3 separate regions of the Homo sapiens genome follow, and regions 1 and 2 are each linked to region 3. Evidence: read pairs that join two places in POLR2A ChIA-PET (ENCODE). Cell type or tissue: CD4-positive, alpha-beta T cell. All regions are shown on one strand.

Region 1 (2,500 bases), 160 kb before region 3:
TTCCATCCTAGAGGCAGCAAGATGATGGAAACTTATGACCAAGAATACAATGAGCATTCAAGGTATCTGATTTTCTCAGCCCCAGGCATGGATTAAATTTTATAGGTCACTAGTAGCAATATGGTGACTATAAGTGTCTAATTTTGACCTGTAAGAACATGAATCTTTCAACATTTCAGCCACTTCATTATTCTCTTTGGGATGATAAGATAACTTTCACTTGGCTTGGAGAAGTTATTATTATTTTTCCAGGAAATGTAGGCAACACATGATCAATACCATAAGAACGAGAGCCACTGAGAAACAATAATTAACAAAGAAAGAATAAAGGTTTTGGACTAGCACTAAGAATTTAAGACAAAAGCCAAGGCAGTTTTACTTTCCTAAAAAAGAAATAGACAGTTCATAGGATCTTAGAAGCCGATTAGCCATTTCCCCCTTCCTAACAGCTCCAATGATCAGAGATCATTGCATCACTGCTATGACTAATTCCATAACTGTTCTCAAATAATGCCAATTGACCATTGATCCATGACTGTGGCCTAATTCTTAACTGATTGACAGCCAAAGAAAGCTCATTGGTCATAAACACACACACTAAAACACTGGAAAAATCCCTTGACACGCACTGCTTTTTTTGGTGGCCTAAATTTACAGTTTCTTTCTTTTTTTTTTTTTAATTCAAAGGCCATGAATGCAGATAGCTTTTCAGTTCTCCTTGTGTTTCTTGACTGAAAGAACCCTTTAAGTGCTCTCGAAATAGTTAGATGAATAGCAGAAACAATTGTATCTTTTCAACCCCGATCACATCAGTTCTAAGAATTTGACGAGTAAAAAGCACTGGGCAGGTTTTAAGTCAATAGTGGCCTTCCAATTTCTAAAGTTCTTTCAGAGTACAAACACATTGCTTATACTCCTCTGGCATGGTTTTGCTCATTTGCAGGAAAACCATATTTTGTACCACATCCTCACATATTGATATGTTGAGGAAATACACAGCAAACACCACTTCCCATCCATCTGGTAAGCTTGTTAGAAAGATGAACACCCAGCGTTCAGATGTTTTTCACTCAGGTTTGAAATTCTATGCTCAGCATAATTTGCTTTTACTTTCAAGACAAATTTTAATCCAATAAGAAGAAATTCTGCTCCTTTTTTGAAAGCAAATGATACTAGTAAAGTAAAAAGGCCAGCCATGTTGGACATTGCCAAGATACATCTACAGTTGGATTTCTGTTAGGACCTAGAATCCTATGCAACAATTTTGGAAAAAATATAATTTTCTCCATTTTCTTAAAAGTAAGTGCAGCAGTTATTATTCATATAGTGATAATGTAAAATAAAGTCCCAAAAGAAATAATAAAAATGAGGGTAAGACACTTAATCTATCATTTCTAACAAACTGTTTTCCAAAGATCTTTACACTCATCTATCAGTACCCAGAATTACATAAGCTCTTCTTAGGTTGCAAATATTTTAAAAGCTTGAATCAAAACAATAAAAGTCAATTGAATAAGCAAAAACCTGGCAGTCTTAGTGTCCACAGGAAATGGAGCCAAATGCTCTTATATAAAAAGCAGTGAGAACAGAAGGTGCATGCATTGCTAGATTTGTCTCCCCCAATATTTCTGCATCTTCTTCTATTTGGAACTCAACTCTTCAGGGGAACTTTTCCTTTCTCTCCTGCTTTTGACACACTCTTCACATCATAAACTTGTGGTTTTGCAAATTACATGTCAGTGGGAGAGAAACCAGCAATAAAGCAGACACACATCTGAGAATTTCTAAGTCATACCAAACATAAACCCTTGGGGTCCTATGCAACATAATTTTTTTTAATATCAGCGTTGGTTTATTTGTGTGATTATAAGATGAATATATTATAGATGTTTTTTTTTATATTGACATGAAGAATCTCAGTAGAATGAACTCAGCCACACTTGCCATTTTACAAAATCAGATATATCAAACTTTGTCAAGGGGCAATAGGTCCTGGAAGTACCAACATGACTCCGCAGGAGCCAGAATGCGGTTCTGATGAAGAAGTAAAGACTACAAAAATAAAGAGTTCCAAAAAGGAAAGAATTTCAAAAAATGACTATAGAGCAGTGCTTCCCAAACTGTAAGATACATGCAGATCACTCGGGAATCCTGTGATAACACAGACTCTGGCTCTGCAGGCCTGGGGTAGGGCCCACCATTCTGTACGCCGAGGCAGCTCCCATGGGATGCTCATGCTGCTCCTCTATGGGCCACATTTAGAAGAGCAAGTTTCTAGCGGCCCATCCCCCAGGAACCAAGAAATCCAAAACATGAAACTATTTAATAATAATTGTTTATGAAATAAATGTTATAGAATAAACCTACTAAGCATTAGCACTGTGAAGAAACAGATGAAGCGTAAGAAGGAAAAACAGGAGAGTTTTATACACAAAATGTAAACTGTTACAAATCAACATACATTTATTATGGACCTATCATGTATAAAGCAATGTTGTAG
Region 2 (2,500 bases), 150 kb before region 3:
AAAGAATGTTGTTTTGACAGAGCCAAAAGGAGATTTCAGGCAGATTTTGAATACTCAGATGAGTTTTTCAAGTTACATCTAAAAAAATGTTAAAAATGACTTCTCAGAACCTTAAAACTGCTGCAGAGACTTCCTTCCCATTGCTGGTTTCCTTGAGCTCTTTTAAGGAATACCCAACAGTACCAGGGGCTTTGCACTACTATAATAAATAATTACACTCCATATGTGCCCCCACCGTTTATTGAATTCTTTACCAGAGAAAACTGTCAAGAGACTCCAGTTGCTCAGGGTTTTAGGTTTTGACTGACTCCTACCCCATCAGCGGCCAGGATCTCCATTTTCTTTGTCTTTGACTTTTCAGGAGACCCAGAGACTGAAATCCAATACTTTTGTCTGCATCTGCTGCTAAAAGCCTTTTTTCCCTGGCCATGCCACAGCTCCCTCGAGGCTCATTAAGCACATTTACATTTGGTTCTTAAAATCCAAAATAGCCCATTTCACGCCTAGCAATGGTGTATTGATGAAAGAAGCACTCAGTGATGGCCTGTAGGATGAGAGTGAGGACTCGTTTGACTCCAGATATCTCCCACAAAGGATTTGTATATGCTGTTAAGGACTTAAACAGAATCAGGCAAGCCATAGACTATTTTAGAAAGACACATGCACTCAAACACCATCACTATGTACCATCAAATGCACCCATTTGTGGGCAGAAAAAGTGGCAATGGCAAGGGTCTAAACTTGAGTGGAAATGCACAGAGATGCTTAAAGAGATAGAGGAAGAGACCGAGACAGATAGAAAGTGGAACGGAGGAATAGGGACAGAAAGAGGAAAGAAGAGAGAACAGGAAGGAGTATGAGTAGAAAGGAGAGTCTGCATTGGATTTTAGTGTAGATCATCTTCTCAGAGTTGTAAGGATAAAAATGAGGAAACTGGGTTGGGGGGCTACTGAAAGCATATAAGTCATGTTTGGTCCGGATGGAAGTGAGTGAGCCATGCCTGGGTCATGGAAGACTCATGAGGACACAAAAGGGGATGCAGGTGGAGACACTTGAGAAAGAAACAGGAGACTCAATGGTTAACGATTCTCTCTTTGACAATCTTCTTTCCTACCGACACCCCACACTTAATGCCTGAAAATAAAGTAATATTTATTTTTGTGACTCGTACCTTCTGGAGGGGACTCAGCACACAAAGAAAGTGTCTTTTCACTCCTTCTAGCCCCTTCAAAAGGTATTCAATTCCACATCAGTTTCCTCGAGGATACTCCAGAAATTCTTATCCATATTAGGGGGTTAAGGTGGAAAAGACAGATTTTATTTTTCATTTTATACCTTTCTGTACTTTTTAAAAAATAAAAGTAATAGATCCATATGATTAAGGTTCAAAGTCAATAAGGATTATCTGTAATTGTGGCATAGTTTACATTTCAGTTTTCTTCTGTATTATTTTTCTGTATTAAAAAACACCTGTCAAAAATGTCTTCATGGGTAGACTAGAAGGAAAGGGTATCTACTGTATTGCTTTTACCTTCCTCTGCTATATATGTAAGCTGATTAAAATTTTATATCCACATAACTAGGTGAAATTTCCACTACGAAATAGATACGTTCCTGAAGACAAAAGCATAAATCAATCTTTTGCCAACTGAACCTTCTTTTGAATGTGTCAAGAGCATTTGCTATTTACAGAAATATTTTGCAAAATCCTTCTATAAAACTGAATGGCTTTATGTATATAAAGCTGCGGTTGGTGACATTGTTTCAAATGGAGTTTCTGTGTGCAGCACAGAGAATTGCTCATGTGGGCAGGTTCTGGAGCCAGACAGAACAGTGCTGCTCCTCACTACTTATATGTCCTCGAGCAGGCTAGTTCACTTCTGTGCCTGTTTTCTCATCTGTAAAGTGGACATAACATTGGCATCTCTTTTGTTAGGTTCATGAGAATTTTAAATACTATAATCTATTTAGATCACTAATAACCTGGCACATCACAAAAACATCAGTGTTATCTATTCTCATTATTCTTACCACTAGTGTGATTACTGTGCAGGTCATTATATTATTCTTACAGCACCTGTGAAGCTTGCAGGCCAATCTTTCTTCTCCTTCCAGCCAGATGGCAAGCCCTTTGAGAACAAGACTGGTCTCAGTCTAGGCTCTCAATGTTAGCTCCAGTGCTAGAACAGAGATACTGGTGATTCAATGAGATACAACTGCATCAAAAATGGCCACCACAAGTCTCAATTCCTTGCAGCTGCTATGTAAATAACAACTCTGGTACCTAGCAGTGTGCCTGGGACAGACTGGGGGCCCAATAAAAGTAGATGAATGAGTGAATGAATCCACATAAATGTGTGGTATTCCCTAGAGCCTAAAAGATAATATATATGTAGTATACTCATATAATTAAATTCTAATTTTATTTTTCTTAACAAGGCCTTTAGGAAATTTAGGGCCGTCAAAGCTTCAGCTAAGTGAGGAAAGGCAAAAGCATAAT
Region 3 (2,500 bases):
TCACGGCAGAAGCTACCATGGGAGCTGGAACACAGAGAAGATGTAGCCACTTCCCAAAGTGGTAGGTGGGGGACACAGTAAGAAATACCATTGCTCCTCCTCTTCCTCCTGCTCTATTATCTCCTTCTAGTGTCTCTTATTAGTCAAATATACCAAGAAGCCAATTGACAAGGGTACCTGGAAATAGAATTTGCAGAGAAGGATTAAGAAATGAATCTACTTGCAGATAACAGTAAGAGCATGTCTACACTACTTACACTTAGAGCACAGTGCCTAGCATACAGTGGGCACAGTCAGTAAATATTTGCTGAAAGACTGAACAACTAAAGGAGGAGTAAAAGCCAGATACCCTTCTCATGAACACACATACACACACTATATAGACACATACTTATTAAAACCATGGTAATGGTCATCAGTGACCACTAGCCTTGAAATTCTCAGCCTCTACATCATCCAAAGTTTACCATCATGCCCAGACTCTAGCCAATTGAATGAATGGTTATCCTGGAGCAGTGAATGTGCCACGCAGCTACTACAGTTGAACAAATTTGTTCTTCAGTAGACTGTGGTTCAGCCTTGAGAGAACAGGGATAGGTGAGCATAAAGGACTCTCAGGACAATTCAGTTTCACTATGGCATTATCTACAGTCAGTGCAAGCCTGATAGCGGAACAAGCAGAAATTTAATTTCCCCTAAAGATTCATCTTTTGTCAATACAGCATCCTACCAGCCATTCCCTCATAGGACAAGCTCGACTATTATTGCTTACTACCTGGCTCTTAAGGATCAACACGGACTACAGAAATCACTCAGCCACCATTTACCCAGATCTCATTATGCACTCAGTGCTTCATCAAAAACCTTTCATATTTTGTCTCACATAGTCCTCACCACAACTCTGTGAGGTTGGCACTATTATCACTTCCATCTTACAAGACAGGAAACTAAGCTCATCAACTAAGTTTTCCTGCTTGAGATCATGCAGCAGGTAAATAACAAAGCTGGACTCTCAAATCCAGGCAATGTGACTACAAAGCCACTTTCCACCTCTGATTCATTAGGGAAGATTCCCATCATAACGACAGGGATTCCCTATGTGGGCTTTGGTATATGACTTCCTTCTTCAGAGCACAGCACTGTGCTGACTACAAAGTGAAACTGATATTCCTCACATCTGCTTGTGTGTGCCTTTCTCAGCATCTGTATATCACCTTGACTTACTGTCTTAAGAAAGGACTTAGATGTTCAGTACCTCTTCACAATCTCAGAAAGTTTTCCTAGAGATCTGAACAGAGACTAACAGCCCTTCTTAGATTTCTAGCAGCATTCTAAAGCATAGCTACGCAAGACAGAGCAAAATGGATCTTTTGAGCAGTACTTCCTCACTCCTTTGATGATGGAAAATGACTATGACACAATGCCATCAACTCTGACCCACCTGACCAACATCCACAAAGCTCAGCGATTTTCTCTGGCAGTCTACTTAGCATTTGTCAGAGCAAGCTTTACTAGGAAAGACAGGCATTCTAGAAAAACTGTCAAATGAGATTTAGACTCCAGAAGGTGTACTGGGTGTTTGTCCTCTGTCAGCTCCTCTTTAAAGAGGACTGTGTCACCCAGCAAGGTATCCTAAAACTCACCAGAGCCCAGGGAGGTGGGGTAGGGAGAGGCTTCGCTTTCATACAGAAAACCTACAGAGCAACCCACCCAGCCTCCTCACTTTCTCCCTTTCAGGGGCTGCCTCTGGGGCTTTCTTTCCCCCCTTGCTGAAAAGTTTTAGAAAAGTCATCAGCGTTAGTTCAAGAAAGTTCCCATTTTTCATGACTATGTTTATAGTACAGGCTCAGCATCCCTTATATGACATGCTTGGGACCAAAAGTTTTTCAGATTTTTAATTTTTTTCAAATTTTGGAATGTTTGCATATACATAATGACATATCTTGAAAATGGGGACCCAAGTCTAAAGATGAAATTCATTTGTTTCATATACACCTAATACGTGCAGCTTGAAGATAATGTCATACAATATTCTTAATAATTTTTTGCATGAAACAAAGCTTGTATACCTGAGGTCAGGTGTGGGATTTTTCCAATTGTGATATCATGTTGACGTTCACAAATTTTCAAATTTCGGAGAATTTTGGATTTCAAATTTTCAGATTAGGGATGCTCAACCTGTATTAAAATCCTTGACAGTATCTATTAATCTATATCTATCAATTACTAGTTATTTATTGAACACTGGTAAAAAAAAAAAAAAAAAAAAAACCGTAGAAAAGATGTGGTCCTGCCCTCAAGGAGCAATCTATTTGGGTAGTGTTTCAGTTCTACATTTCCATAATAACACTGACTAACAAATAATCACATGCAAAATAAGTGCTTAGTGCTTGCCTATTGGAGGTTGTCAGGTGGATCTGCTGACCATGGCTGGGTTGTGTCACATGTCTGGGGCTTGGCTGGCTATAGGCTGGTCTAGCATGGCCTTGGCTAGGTTGAC

The links. ChIA-PET counts read pairs that join two places held together with the same protein. Peaks named below come from ENCODE experiments on the same cell type or tissue, not always from the same donor. Only the 100,000 strongest peaks of a DNase experiment are listed, where the experiment ranks them.
Region 1: POLR2A ChIA-PET joins it to region 3 with 7 read pairs; 3 of 35 experiments call an interaction of 5 or more read pairs at or near these places.
Region 2: POLR2A ChIA-PET joins it to region 3 with 5 read pairs; 3 of 35 experiments call an interaction of 5 or more read pairs at or near these places.

What each region holds. Positions count from the first base shown.
Region 1 is chr2:147,499,471-147,501,970 of GRCh38, forward strand. No RefSeq gene overlaps it. Among named protein-coding and RNA genes, the nearest start is that of ACVR2A, 340 kb to the right of the region's middle. In CD4-positive, alpha-beta T cell, no CTCF peak of the experiment used is centred here; no DNase peak of the experiment used is centred here.
Region 2 is chr2:147,512,000-147,514,499 of GRCh38, forward strand. No RefSeq gene overlaps it. Among named protein-coding and RNA genes, the nearest start is that of ACVR2A, 330 kb to the right of the region's middle. In CD4-positive, alpha-beta T cell, no CTCF peak of the experiment used is centred here; no DNase peak of the experiment used is centred here.
Region 3 is chr2:147,662,729-147,665,228 of GRCh38, forward strand. No RefSeq gene overlaps it. Among named protein-coding and RNA genes, the nearest start is that of ACVR2A, 180 kb to the right of the region's middle. In CD4-positive, alpha-beta T cell, no CTCF peak of the experiment used is centred here; DNase peaks (open chromatin) are centred at 1,003 and 1,353; H3K4me3 peaks cover 1,167 bases; H3K27ac peaks cover 1,951 bases.